Linked DNA regions of Mus musculus: region 1 is linked to region 2. A link is a contact called in ENCODE Hi-C or POLR2A ChIA-PET data. All regions are on one chromosome and are shown on one strand. The core of a region is the stretch at or near the end of the contact, and the rest is flanking DNA. Distances in the headings are between cores, read along the strand shown. Region 1 has its middle 36 kb from the start of Ppp1r3c. Region 2 holds the start of Ppp1r3c (protein phosphatase 1, regulatory subunit 3C).

Region 1 (7,816 bases), core at 1,236-3,735, 38 kb before region 2:
CTTATTGGCTGGCTGCAGATGGTAGCTCCTCAAACTCCCTGTGTAAAGTATAAGCTTGTCCTAAGGCTCCCACTGCATCAGTCCATGGTGTGGCCTGCTTTACCAGCCACACTGTACTGCTGGGTGGAACTGCAGGGTGCTTGTGGGTGTTGGCTGCTCCCATGCTGGGCTTTGATGTATCTGAGTCACCTCCTTTCCCACAGTTCCTGTCATGATGCCTTCCCCATGGAAGGTGGTTTTATATTTCTATTAGTATTAGTTGATCCCTTCAACATTTCCACTCACGTGTATGATCTATTTTGAGTGTATCCACCCTTCAGTTACCCTCTATTCTCTCCCTTCCCACCCTGTTTCTTTTTGGTCTCTTCTTCTACCCCAGAGAGTTTACTATCTTTTTTTTTCCATGACTTTAAAAAAACAAAAACAAAACCCCAACCAACTAGATTCTCCAAATGAAAGAATGCACGCAGCCGTGTGTTTCTGAGTCTGCTTGTTTTGCTTAACACGGTGATCTTCAGTTCCATCTATTTTCCTACAAATCCCACAGTTTCATTTCTCTGTACAGCTGAATTATGCTCCACAGTGTTACATATTATGCAGCCTTTGTCTGTTATTAGACACTTAAGCTGATTCCATGGCTGACCAATGAGAACAGAGCCACATATCACGTGGGTGTTGAATGCTGCTTTTAATTCTCATGGATATATATCCAGCTGGACCATATAGTAATTACAGTTTTAGATTTTTGAGGAACCTCCACATAGTGGCTAAACTAATGTATATTAATGTATAATATACCATAGTAGGTGTGTTTTGAGCAAAAAATTCTGTCCATATATCTAACGTCACTTGTACACAATGTTCCCCTCTGCCACACTTGGGATCCTATTTCTAATAGACTTTCCTATTTGATCGCCAGCTCTTAAGATTCTTCTTTTCATTTTATAGGTCAGTTAGTGCTGACATTGGGCAACATCTCCCAGTGCCTTGGCAGGTGCGGGTGCCTGGCACTGCCCCGTGCCACCTCTCCATTGGCAGGCCTTCCGGCCTCAGTTGTCAGGAAGCTCACTTGCTCCTTGAGAAACTTGAGATGTGGGCCAGACACGGTCAGTGAGACATGGTCAGTGTTTCTGCAGTCCAGAGTAGACTCGCTCACAGTGTCCCAAAATCCTCATCCCTAGACCAGCGGTTCTTATGAGAAAGAAAGGCAGAGTCTAGTTTCCCTCGGGGAATATTAAAGAAAGGCTTTGGGCTGGAGAGATGGTTCAGTGATTAAGAGCACTATCTATTCTTCCAGAGGATTCAGGTTTAATTCCCAGCACCCACATGGCAGTTCACTACTGTCTGTAATACTACTTCCAGGGGACCTGACATCACTGTGCAGACATACATGCAGGCAAAACACCAAGGCATGTAAAATACAAAAAAACAAGTCATTAGAAGAATAAAAAAGAAAGATTTTTGAAGATTTTGATCCTGTGTTAGTTTGTAAAATTGCAATTTTTTTTTTTTTTTTTTTTTGGTTTTTCGAGACAGGGTTTCTCTGTGTAGCCTTGGCTGTCCTGGAACTCACTCTGTAGACCAGGCTGGCCTCGAACTCAGAAATCCACCTGCTTCTGCCTCCCAAGTGCAGGGATTAAAGGCATGTGCCACCACGCCCGGCTCGTGTTTGGTTTTTTATTAATTTATTGTTTACAAAAACAATTACTGCATAGCATGTAGCTAAGTCTGTACCTAGACACTTGGGTTCAAATCCTGGTCCAGGCTTAGTCAGTTGCGTGATCTTTGATGGCTACACATGCTTCTGTGCTTCGGTTTCTAATCAATAAAATGGGCACCATGGTACTTCCTCATTGGATTTTGTGAAATTAAATATATCTCAAGAAAGAGCGTTGATTCTTAGAGCATTGTGATGGTTTGTATAAGCTTGGCCCAGAGAGTGGCACTATTAGAAGGTGTGGCCCTTTTGGAATAGGTGTGGTACTGTGGGTGTGGGCTTTAAGACCCTCACCTTCATCCTAGCTGCCTGGAAGCCAGCAATCTCTTAGCAGCTTTCAGATGAGGATGTAGAGCTCTCAGCTTTTCTTGTACCATGCCTGCCTGGATGCTGCCATGTTCCTGCCTTGAGTATAATGGACTGAACCTGTGACCTTGTAAGCCAGCCTCAATGAAATGTTGTCCTTTATAAGACTTGCCTTGGTCATGGTGTCTGTTCACAGCAGTAAAACCTTATGACAAGCATCGTTCACCATGCAAGAGTCACTACTCTCTCACCTCTGTGACTCTTTTCAGTGGGCTCCAAGTGCTCCTCTGCTGGTAGTGTGGGGCTTATTTAAGTTTTGATCTTGAATGTCACATGTCTTACCCGTGTCAGCTATATACGAGGCTTCTTCTGCAGATAACTAAACATTTCTAACTAAAAGGACCTGCCAACTCATGGCCAGACCAGATGGTGCCTTGGCAGTCTCTGTGAGACAGTATGTCTCCACTGAAAACCTTCTGCCCACAGGAGAGGCTCTTCCTAGCACCCAGTGTCCCACACTCAGCTTCAGGACTAGGTTGGTGCCTCAGCTTCCATGCTGATAACCGAGTGAGCTTCAGACACACAGGATGCTATCTATCTCTAATCAATGAGCCATTTGACTGACCAAGAGCCATTTGGCTGACCAAGGGCTTAGCTTTCCCTTTCTCTTTAAATTTCAGATTATGTTTCCCTATGTGACTGTGTTTTCAGCTGGCATGGCACACGTTGCCAATAGTTTCCTTCTCCCTGGCACAATGACATGAACCTATGTACCAGCACTCACCGTACCCATGGAGGGTTGTGCTAATCTCGCTCCTAAATATAGTTGTGAGTGTCACCACCCAATCTGTGGGTGATGTGCGCTTACCACCTGCATACCTTACCAACTTCACGTGTCATCTAATACTTCCCTGCTGCTGCCCTAGCAAGACCTTGGGGTTTAGGATGAATGGCCTAAAAGTGCCATGGGAGCTGGATATCTAGAAGCCAGGGTGCAGGCAGGTAGGATGTCCTGCTTTGAAGCCACAGGGAGCTTTGTGGGAGCCTTGCCTGTTACCCTGGGCCAGAATTCAGATAATGGTACCAAATGTCTTGATATTAGAAACTCATTTTGCATCCTACCCAATGTTGGCCTTATTTTAGGGCCACTAATTGTCTCTTGCCCAGCAATGGTGAGGTGGCAGACACAACATACAGGTGCGGGAACAGTCACTCGGTGCTTCTGGGCTTGTGCTGCTTTGTAGCATGACTGCAAAGTCTCTGCCTTGTCTGCACCTAGCAGCAGAGGAAGCAGCACCCAGCACCTTGTGTGGCTTCTAGGCATGATTCGCAAACGGGAGGAGGAGGCTTGTTTTCAGCAAAACATCAAGTCATTATGATGACTATGAGGAGATCTTTATCAAAGCATTCTGGGGGCACCGGTGTGCATCATTGAGTGCACACTATTTATATCTGGTGGGGTTGGGCATAGGATGCTCACTGACTGAGTTATTTCCAGGGCAATTGTTTTTCTAGTTTCTCTTCCTGCAAGAAGAAGTTACCCTTGCCAGTTGCTTGTTTAAGCACTCAATGTATCTAATTTTCTTGTGTGTGTGTGGGGGGGGGTGAGGAAATGGGGGTGCATGCATACATATGTGTCCATGTGAAGGACAAAGGACAACCTTGGCTATTGTATCTCAGCAGCCATTCACCTTGTTGTCTAGTTTGTTTAACTTTTTTTTTTTAATCACCAGTGAACCCTGGGAATTCACCTGTGCCTGCCTCTCAAGTGCTGGGATTACAAGGCTATGTCACTATGCCCGAGTTTTCACTTGGATTCTGGGGATCAGAATAAGGTCCTCTGCTTACTTGGCAAGCACCATACTAACTAAGTTACCCCTTGAATCAGTGTCTTGTCTTGTTTTAGTCTTTGACCTTCTAAGACAAGATTTCACAATGGAGGCCCTGCCTGACCTGGAATGCCTCTGTAGTTCAGGTTAGCCTCAGCTTGTGGTGACTTCAGAGTGCTCTCTCATCATGCCTGGATTTCTTGTGTCTTAGATTAGACAATGAACCTGACTTTCCATTGGATGGGAAAGAAAGGAAGGGATGAAAGTTATTCAACTCTGGGCACCCAGGCTGGTGGGCACAGGCTATTGGCTTTGAAATTCTCAAATTTTATCAGAGAGGGATAAAAATATTTAACAATTTTATTAAGAATTTTGGTAAAGACTTAAATTATTATTGCATCTATCTATCTATCTATCTATCTATCTATCTATCTATCTATCTAGTGTGTGTGTCTGTGTGTGTCTGTGTGTATTTGTATGCGTGAGTGAGCACACATGGCAAGGAACTATCAGAGGCCAGAGGAAAACTTTGTAGGTGTAAATTCTACCTTTCTTTATTGCGGGTCCTGGGGCTCTAGCTCAGGTTGGTGGCAGATGCCTTTACCAGATGAGCCTTCTTGCTCTTTGTAAAATTAAATTTTTGTATATAGTTGTTTTGTCAACCTGTGTGCACTATGTGTGTACCTGATGCCAACAGAGATCAGAAGCTGCTGTCAGATCCCCTGGACCTAGAATAATAAGTAGTTGTGAGCTACCATGTGGGTGTAGGGAACTTAACCCCAGTCTTCTAGAAGAACATCCAGTGCTCCTAAGCATTGAGCTATCTCTCTAGTCCCATAAATGACCTTTTAAGTAATTCTACTCTGTCAAGGTCCAGGGCTTGACACCCAGGTCCTGAGGTGGGGCACAGAGTCCAGGAAGGCAAGAAGCTGATGGCTTCTGGCTATTGGATTCTCTTTTGCTATTCTGAGGCCAAAAGCTGGTGGCTCATGGAACTTGACTCCTCTTGATAGCAGCAGGGATGAAGAAAAGAAACTTAGTTATGTGGGCTCTTTACTCTTTAACTCAGGGCTAGCAAGGTAAGTGGCTCATACAGGAGAGAAGCTCAGAGTTTGTTAACTGTGAGTCAGAGAGAAAAGAAAAGAAAGTCAGACACACACACACACACACACACACACACACACACACACACACACACACACTACACTGGCTGAAGCAGTGCCACTTTATTATTGTTTTCAGTGTTTATACCTTTGCAGATAAAGATTACGTCATAGCATTTATCAGGTAGAACTCTTACAGCAGGATCATTGGTTACATGGTTTTCTAAACACTTTTACATCCCGTAAGTTCATAGTAAGTTTAAAGCAATAGTTCACGTCATAGGCTGGTAAGGTTTAAGGAGTTACAGCAGAAATTGTTTACATGTCTTTTCATGAAGACCAGTACCAGTTTAAATATTCCTTATCTATTTCCTAGCTCCACAAGTTCATTATAAGTTTAAAGCAATAGTTTATGTCATAAGTTAGCAAGGTTTTGTCAAGAGACAATGATCGGCCTTACGTCTTATTTTGAAGTCTTGTAAAGATAAACTAGTGAATCACTTATTTTCTGTCTTTTCACCTACAATAAGGTGTCCATCCCCAGTTTATGACCCAGTTTATGAGATTGGTGGCCTTATTCCTAACCCAGAAGGAGTGTTTCCCTTGATTGTAAATTTTTCCAAACCTGTATTCTTTTCCTAGAGCAGACACAGAACTTGTTTTTGCAGTTTTTTATTCTACATGGGGCTTAAAATTACTTGAATAAATTCAGGAGTTCTATAAATCATTATCAGGAATTATAAAATCACTAATTCATCTAAACTGTATTATTACATGAAAGTATAACTTCATATTGATCCTCAGGAAATTTGCCCAATAGGGTGGGCAGATGCCCAGGAATCATTAGGCTGTAATAATGGCAGGAGAGGCAGAGCAACAGCAAGAAGCCATCTTGGCATGAAGTCTCTGGGATCCATCCCTCTCAGAGTGCACCCACTGAAGCCATGCAAAACTGTGGGTCATCTCTAGAAACATCACTTGCTTGTCATAGCCTTTCCTACATGGCTCTTGTCATGACTCCATACACAATTCTAAAAAAAAAATTGCAACCCCATAGGAAGAACAACAATGTCAATCAACCAGAACCCCCAGAGCTCCCAGGGACTAAACCATCAAGCAAAGAGTACACATGGTGGGATCCATGGCTTCAGCTGCATATGTAGCAGAGGATGGCCTTGTTGGGCATCAATGGGAGGTCTTGTGAAGGCTCTATGCCCCAGTGTAGGGGAATGCCAGGTCGAAAAGGTGGGAGTGGGTGGGTGGGTCGGGGAACACTCTTACAGAAGCAGGGGAAGGGGGAATAGAAGGTTTGGGTTGGGGGAACCGGGAAAGGGGATAACATTTGAAATGTAAATAAAGAAAATATCCAACAAAAAGGGGAAAAATATTGAAAACATGATTTCCAAACAATAGTTTTTAAACGAAGGAACTTTATCCCCCCCATAAGAAATCTTATACTAGACATCAGTTAGTAAGTCTGAAATGACAACACTTCTCAAGAGCATGAGTGAACCACTCTTCCCGACACGACCTTTGTTCAATGGACCACCTATTCCATTTAAGGTGGCCCTTAATGTTTCTAGAAGTATTTCCAAACCATGATAAATGACTAGGAAGCCAAGCAATCCGCCTTGGAGGAGTGATATGCTTGAACATCCACTTAAAACACTGCAACTTTTATGATATGGAAATTCATTTGTTCCTAGGAGTCTGTGCATTCTTATTTCTTACCCTGAGTAGGGTCCTCATCTAAAGCAAGAGTCCACAGAGTATGGCCTCTGGCTCTAGCATCCATGAGTGCTTTGTACAGATCTTCAGATCTAGGCACATGGAAGTGCACTGGGGGTTTTGATGGTTTCTAGAACAGACTGCTGTAAGTGAAAGTTTCAGAACTGTGAGTTTACACCATAATTTTCTTGCCAAGTAGATCTTCATTCCCATGAGGTGTTTTCAATAATTTCTTTCTTTTTAATAAAAAAAAAAAAGACCTTCCTGTTTAATGCTATATACCACAAAGGGAACGTATGAAAAAACTGTTACCTTTAGGTTGTAAGTGAGTCTGATACTACATTTCTTACTAGTTTTTAAAAGAAGATTGATGTGTATGTGTGTGTGTGCTTGATGTATGTATGTGTACCATGTGAATGCAGGCATCCAGGAGAACTCTTGAACTGGAGATTACAGGAGCTTGTGAGTTGTGCCCAATGTGGGTGCCGAACTGAAGCTCAAGAGCAGCTGCAAGAACAGCGTGCGTCCTTAACCTCCGTGCCATCTCTCCAGTCTTTTGCCAGCTTTCACGTGAGTAACAGTGAGAGAAGGAGAGTTTAGAAACAGTATTAAGATGCGAGGGGTTGGAGTCTGTTCTCTGGAGGATGGTGGTGATCAATAGGATCCTGTGTATCTGAACCTGACCTAGAACTCACTATGTAGTAAAGGATGCCCTTGAACGTGGGGTCCTTCTGCTGCATCTCCATAATGCCAGAATTACAGTCCGGTGTCTGGTTTATAGGAAACTGGGGATCGAACCCAGAGCTTCAGGCATGCTTGGCGAGCATCCGACCACCTGATCACGTTTTCATGGCTCATTGGCTGCTGAGGTCCATCTCTTGGCTTCCTGAAATCCTCTTGGAAGCAGCTCTGCTGGAATCAGCCAATCTGCCCACACTGCATTTGTTGACTCTGTGATTGCCTGGCCTTGCTGCTGGCTGCAGGCAGCTTTGGCTCCATGTCCTCTCCCCCTACACCCGAGTGGCATGCCTTACTGACCTAGACAGGTGTTCCCACTTCCCTAGTCTGAGTCTATGTGAGGACTCTCATGCTGTAAGTCCTCTCCATACCCCTAATCCTCTAAATGTGCACTC
Region 2 (7,651 bases), core at 4,931-7,430:
TGTGTGTGTCAAACTCATATGGAAATGTGTCAGATCCTTTAAGAGCTTAATCCTCTGAAGAGACTGATGCTAAGCTGATCTCTAGAAGCAGGGTAGATTTTTTTAAAAAGAGTGGATTAGTTCTTGGCAGAGCTGGTTATATAAGAGAGAAGCTTATCTCTCCCATTCCCCTCTGTCTCTTGTCCTCCCTTGCTGTGTGATCTGTTGCTTCTGCATGCTCCTGCTGTTTGGCCTCAACTATGCTCCTTCATGGAACACCCTCTGCTGTGTTGTAACACAGTTGGCCTTTGCCAGAGTCCTGTACCATTCTATTTGAGTTTTCTGGCTACCAGAATTAAGAGCCAAGTAAATTTCTTTATATATTACACATTTATTTATTACAAATATATTATATATCTGGCAATTTGTTATAGTAACACAGAACAGACTTAAGACATTCCTACTGACATGTCTTATTTATACATGTTTCTATGCCATCAAACCATTTTGGCTCCTCTCCACAGAGAATGAAAGCCATTTATTGTATACATCTTTCTAATATCCATTCCAAGGCTAGTCAGATGCCCATTTTTTGAACAATCCCCTCTCTCCTTATTAGAAATGTCCTCTTGAAGCATATAGGAAATTCTAATATGTAAGTATGTACATTTATGTATTCTTTTCTCTCACTGCTAATTCTGTATTTGGGTACCAATATTCATTTTGTAAAACTCTATAGTACAATTTAAGCTGATAGAGCTAAAGTACCTTCTTTTTCAGAATATTATTTTGAATATTTTAGAAAATCACTTTGATTTTTCTTCTGATATTTCCTGTGAATCCAGGTATATTTTTTCTAATTTCTGTTCTTCTTTTTTTTTTTTTAAGATTTATTTATTTATTATATGTAAGTACGCTGTAGTAGTTGTCTTCAGACACACCAGAAGAGGGCATCAGATCTCATTACAGATGGTTGTGAGCCACCCTGTGGTTGCTGGGATTTGATCTGTTCTTTTTCTTGAAGAACTCTTTCCCTCTTCATCTCCCAGGTGGTCACATTAAAATCTTTAAAGGGCAGGCAAGATGGTTCAGTGGGTAAAGCACCTGCTTCCAGGCCCGAGGCCATGAGTTTGATTCTTACAACCTAAATAGCAGAGGACCAACTCCTGCATGTATCCTCTGACCTCTACTCAGGTGTCAGGTTGTACACACACACACACACACACACACACACACACAGAGTCACAATGCAGTCATACACACAGAGTCACACAGTTACACACACTCATATACACAGAGTCATACACAGTCACACACACACAGTCACATACTAACACAGACAGTCACATACATAGTCACACACACTCATATGCACATATACACACACTCACACACCCAGAGCCACACACACACACACACACACACACACACACCACACAGAGTCACACACACATACAAAGTCACACACAGTAACACACACAGTCACACAGGCAGTCACAGGGACAGTTACACACATTCACACACATATGCACACACACACACAGAGTCACACACCCAGAGTCACACCCACACCCACATGCACATACACACAGTCATAGACACAGAGTCATACACACAGTCACACACACACAGACAGTTACACACATAGTCACACACAGTCATACATAGTCACACTCATATGCACACGTGTACATGTATACTCATGCTCACATATGTGCACTCACATATACACACATGGACTCACTCACTTGTAGTGACATTTAAATGTTGTAGTGACATTTAAACGTCCTTCAGCATGATTCAGCTGTTACTTTTCAGGCCCCCTGTAACTCAACACTTTTATCCACCTTCAGCCTTCCGTGACTACAGAGACACCATCAAGAAGAGTAAATGACCCCTTTTGTAATGGTCATTCCTGGTTGTCAACTTGATTATATCTGGAATGAACTACAGTCCAGAATCGGAGGGCTCACCTGCGAGATCTCTGAGTCAACCTGGGACAAAGCAAGTCCCAGGTCAAGATGTGGTGGTACACGTCTGGGCCACATCTTCTGCTGGAGGCCTACATAAGGACATTGGAAGAAGGAAGACTCACTCTTATTCACCTGCTTGCTCTTACTTGCCAGGACATCTGTTGGAACCTACTTACTCAGGATTCCAGCCTCTACAGAAGACCAGCTGAAACAACTAGCCTCGTGGGACTGAGCAACTACTAGATTCTTGGACTTCCCGTCCACAGCTGCCCATTGTTGGGGAGTTGTCCTGCAGCACATCTGTTGGAACATCTGTGGGAAATGTTCGTGGGACATTTACATCTACATGTATACTCTTACACACGTGCACAAACGTGAACATGTACACACACATACATATCACACACATGTGTGAAAATGCTTATGTACACAGGAAGAAAGAAAGTAACAAAGAAAGAAAGAAAAAGAAAATGAGTTGGTAACTGGGGGACCCCAGGGTGAATTTCCCACAAAAGGAGTCCAGCCTCCAGGTGAGATACTGAGCAAATGCTTGGACAACCCCACTGTGTAAACCACACAGCCAGCAGCCCCTCATCTGTGGGGTACTTTTTGAGCCTAAAATAAAAGAAATATCTAGAATAGTCTCAAGGGTAAAGGGCTATGGCTTATGACTCCAGGTAACCTCAAGCATGATGCTGGACACCATGCACCAATTAACGAGCCCTGGTTGATAGATTTATTATGGGAAGACGAGTAAGACAAAGCAACGTTTGAGTGCTGCCAAGCCACACTTGGATAGAGCCCACAAACAATAAAATTCTTCATAACTTCTGGTTTAGTCCATCTTCATTGACGCAACACCCAAGGAAAAAACACTGATTCCTTTCCAGTACCTTCAATCCTGTAATGAAAGGCAGTAAAAACCAGCTAGGAGCCTGAAGGAGAGGCTTGGACTATTAAGCTTACAGGTTACCTTGACTTCTTGTAGGAAAGAATACTGTTTTCTGTTTAAAAAGTCCTCTTGAAGTTGAAATAGAAATCTGTTTTGGCAGCATTAATCAACACCAGGGGGCAGGAGCGTAAGCAGAGTCAATACAGCTTTTCTAGGACGGTGGTGGGGCTGGGATGGGGAGGGGTGGGGGCAGCCTGAGAACATTTAAAAAGCTTCCAACGTGGTTCTTGGCACCCAGCTAAGAGTCTCTCTGAATTACTTGAATCTGAAAGCTTGAAAACCTTTTCAAATTTATTTGTTAATTACAGAAGCCTTCTGTGTTCATTGTGTGTGTGTGTGTGTGTGTGGAACCCAAAAAACCAAACCAAAACGAACCAAAACAACAACAACAACAATCTCCAAAAACCACGAAGAAGCAAAACAAAAACATTTTACCACGAGTACTGTCACCATCCCCTAGTAAGCACTAACATTTTGGTGAAGAATATTCTAGAGCCTGTCCCTGCATATCTTTCCCTCCTAAGTAGAATCAAACTGCATTGTTCTTACAGTGTGCTGTTTCATAGCTTTAGCTGGTAATAGTCACCCTTTATCTCAGCATATACGGTTTGCGTAGAGAAAAGGCCTATCCAAGATTCTAGTTTTGGCTCTGACCTAACCAGCCCTTGGCTACCAGCTCTGCTTCCTCCTCGGGGTTTAGATTTATCAACTGTGAAACACAAAGTGTTTGAAGCCAACAATACACAAGGCGCCTCCTGTCTTTATCCTTGTAACTGACCATTAATGAAAGGAAGCCAGAATGGGGCAGACGGCAGTTATCCTGCATGCAGGTTCTGATCCCAGAGAGCCACAACTCTACTTGGAAGGTCCCGGCCAGGTTTCTTGATCTCCTAATGGTTTTCCTTTATCTAAGATGGTATTTATGACAGGCAGTTCCATGTAGGATGCTGTAAGTATTTAACAGATGACATGGTGCGCATGCTTGGCCCATGATAAGACTCAATGAGCCATGCATGGTGGTGACTGCTGCTTCTCTCAGGTACTAACTTTGCTGAGGTGAGAGTAGAAATGAGCACAGGAGGATCGAGTATTGAACTGAGCTCTAACGTGGGATGTTGCTGATACACACAAGTTTATTCCTCAAAGCAAATTTACCATCTCCATATTGCACAACAGGAATCTGAGGCTAGAACTTGCCTGGGTTCAGGTGAGGATTAAAACCCTAAACATTGGCCTTTCACGTGGTCTTGGCCATCTTGAGAGGGGCGTTAGTTCTGCTGTTGGTCAGGTGCTTTATTCAGAAGTAAAGCCCAAGAGAGAGAGAGGGAGAGAGAGGGATGGTCCAGCGGCTAAGAGCACTTGTTACCCTTGGTAGAGGACCAGGGTTTGGTTCCCAGCACCCACGTGGTGGCTTACAACCAATGACAGGGTATCCAGTGCCCACCTCTGACCTCTGAGGGCACTACATGTATGTGGTATGCATACATACAGAGGGGTAAAAAACACTCATATGTCTAATATAAAAATAAATCTTTAAAAAGTCCAATTATCAAGTTTCTTCCTCTGTGATGTTCAGTAGACGTTTCTTTAAAAAAATATTTATTTTAGTTTTACTTTGTGTTGGTTATGTGCACATGTGTGCAGGTCCTGCAAAAGCCAGAGGAGGGCGGTAGAGCCCCTGAAGCTGGAGTTCCAGGCTGTGTATGAGCGCCTGAGCTGGGTGGTACGACCTGCTCTCTGGTCTGTGGAAAGAAGAGCAAGGGACTCCTACCCTCTGAGCCGTTCTCCAGCCCCATAGCATGGTTCTTATTCTTTACTCCATTGTAACAATTCTTGAGTCTGACAGTTACATGACAGAGGAATTTTTTGCACATTCTAATTGGCTTCTAGATAGCCAAGCAGAGCTAGGTCATGGACTTTGTAAAAATAATCAGTATTCATACGCATAGAACAACAAGTAGGGGGAAAAAGGGCCATGAATTTGAAAGAGACCAAGGAACGTAGGAATGTTCGGAGGGAGGAAAGGAAAGGGGGAAGAACAAAAAACAAAAGAAGAAAACAATTTTATATTTGATTAACAGATATGCCTCCCCCCGCCCCTGCGCGTGCGCGCGCCTTGCTCTCTCTCCCCCCAACAGGGTTTCTCTGTGTAACTACTGAAACTCATCCTGTAGATCAGGCTGGCTTCGAACTCACAGAGATCCTCCAGACTCTTGCCTTCAGAGTGCTGGGATTAAAGGCATGCACCACCACACCCGGTCGAACTTTTTAGTTTTTAAAAGTCCAATTATCAAGTTTTTTCCTCTGTGATGTTCAGTAGACGTTTCTTTAAAAAATATTTATTTTAGTTTTGCTTTGTGTTGGTTATGTGCACAGAAGAAAAGAAAGAAATCTCAGCGAAAGCCGCTGGGTGGGTAGGGCATGAAATCAACTGTGATTTTGACCTCTGCCTAAGGATGTCATAACTCAGTCTAGGGATTTGGGCTGTCTGCTGCAATTGGTGACAATGAGCAAGGACAGTAACTTCATGTTGGCCTATAGTTCTCTCTCCCAAGCAGAGAACTGAATAGGTCAGCACATAGTCTCCATTTGCTTATTCAGAGGCAGAGTCTCGCTAGGCTGTACAGACTGGCCCTCTCTGCCTCTGTCTTCAGAGGGAAACACACACACACACACACACACACACACACACACACACGGCCACTTCGTTTCATGGGCTCACGTGTTTTCTTAACATTTGAGTGGCTGTGTGACTTTATTTGTGGAGGAAGAAGAGCCAGCCAACTTCTCTTTGCTTGGGCCAAGGTGCTTGGACACAAAGCAAGGAGCATCACAAGCATTTCAAATAACACAGACACCGGGCGGAGCCACAACTTTCTGAGCTCAGATTCAACTCTGCACAGACCTACGCGTTTCCATAGAAGACCCCGCCAGGCTCGCACAAGCTGCAGAAGGCCAGCTGCGAGCCGTGAGCTACGTGCTGCACGCCAGGCTCCGGGAACACGGCTGGATCCCGCTGGCCCAGGGCTCAGGGACTCTACGGCCGCCTTCCAGCACGCTCTGGTCACATCCAGCCCCGCGGTGATCACGTTCCAGGGGCAGGGGCTCGTGCCCCAGCTGCACAGTGGTTGGTCAGGGCGCACGGCCTTTGATTGGTCGGAGGGACCGGTTCACGTGATCTGGCTTTGATAAGCTGCCTCCCGGTTGCCTGCGGTCAGTCGGCCGGCTGGACCGCGGCGCTGCATCCTCTTAAGTACTGAGTGCGAAGTTGCTCAGGGTGCGGTTGTCGCGGTCGCCGCTGCCTCTCGGTCCAATGAGCTGCACCAGGTAGGTTCAGTGCAACTCTGCGCCCGAATGGAGGGGAGCCTGCAGCTGCGGGGACTTTGGGGGCTTTTGTGGTTTTGTCTTCTCTGCAGATGGGAGACTCCCAGGTTGATGGCTGAGTTGAATCGTCCCGGAGGCTTTGAAGGGATGGAATTTGAGTTGTATTTCTTAGCGCCTGTTTTGGGAATCTACATCTCACAGTAGAAACTGCCTTAGTGAGTCAGTTTTAGCTGGGATTCCTTTGCTGAAGTGACTCTGTTGCCTTTGAGCTCAAAGACCCAAACACTTGGGTGCAGCTTAGTTTTATTGATGAGGTAGTTTAGCCTGTGGCAAAAGGTAGAGGATTTTGCATTTCTTCTTTCCCCACTTCCCCTCTCCTGGTTTGTCATAGAAAATGCAGTCTTAGAGTTTGAGCAAGCTATTATTTTTAACTCTTGGCCAGGACTTAGAATTCCAGGGAAATAGCCCACTACTAAAACTTTCTATAAATGCAGGAGTAAAAAAGGAAAAAAACCAAAAAAACTAAAACAAAAAGAAAAACAAGAACAGCTCAACCAATAAAAAACGAACAACAGCTCCATCAACCAGGCAACCAAGACCATCTCACGAAATGTTGCATCTCCAGTTGTAACTTAGTCCAAGAATTCTCCCTCCCCAAATCCTGCCTCTTAATGGTTGTGAGACAAATAGACTTTGAGGTTTTGTTGCTGGAAGTTTGTAATCCTCTCAGAAAAACCCTAGAGCTATTAAAGTGAGTTCAGTATACATTCTTTACAGGCCACTTTGTGATGATGACCATATACAGGGTGCTGTGCTTAGCACTGGTATGAAGAGAATTCTTCAAGCCAGACTATATTTATGATCAAAATATGTTATATACATATATAAACTGTTAAAGAATAAATAATTAATAAAGCCCCAGACTCCAAAATGGCACCTACTGTATTTCATGTTTCTTTGATTTATAAGGCTGACATTGGAGAGGAAAAACCTAATTCTGTAAGTGTGGAATTATAGTGTGGTTCAAGGGAAAGAAAGGCCAGAAAAGTCTTGATGGATGGTTCTTTGTTTGATGCAAACTATTGTTATTGCCTTCCTACTTGTAAATAGGACCTGCTCAACAACAGGAAACATCATAGAAGCCCAAACCAGTAGATGCTATAATTCCATCAGTCAAAGATAATGAACATCTTAGTGTTTTCCTTTGTAGTTTTCAGTATTTATAAATTCATATATCTTCAGTGTATTTTAAAACAGCTCATTTTCTGGTTATCAGTTTTTAAAACTACTTTATGTTGTGTATATATAATGTACACTGCAGGCTACAAGACAGAGCTATAGTAAAGTGGTTATTACTGGTCAGAATGAACAAGTCTGTTATCCCTGCAGGTAGCTATTCCCTTTATAGTTGGACCTGTCATGG

The links. A loop is a pair of places that touch in the nucleus more often than their neighbours do. ChIA-PET counts read pairs that join two places held with the same protein, here RNA polymerase II (POLR2A).
Region 1: a map of gastrocnemius shows a loop between it and region 2 (5-fold over the local background). The contact joins the enhancer-like site here to the promoter of Ppp1r3c in region 2. A Hi-C loop is called at or near these places in 3 of 37 maps with a recorded cell type or tissue (T-helper 2 cell and gastrocnemius). POLR2A ChIA-PET finds 5 or more read pairs at or near these places in 2 of 5 experiments (both embryonic stem cell).

What each region holds. Positions count from the first base shown.
Region 1 is chr19:36,768,918-36,776,733 of GRCm38, reverse strand. No RefSeq gene overlaps it. Among named protein-coding and RNA genes, the nearest start is that of Ppp1r3c, 36 kb to the right of the region's middle. Within about 2 kb of position 2,485, at least 1 of the 3 ENCODE cell types and tissues checked has a DNase peak (open chromatin) inside an H3K27ac peak, as active enhancers do; it is gastrocnemius, where a contact is called at or near this core.
Region 2 is chr19:36,735,133-36,742,783 of GRCm38, reverse strand. Ppp1r3c (protein phosphatase 1, regulatory subunit 3C) reads left to right here and starts at 6,180. Exons shown (of 2, transcript NM_016854.2): 1 at 6,180-6,231. The coding sequence starts at 6,218.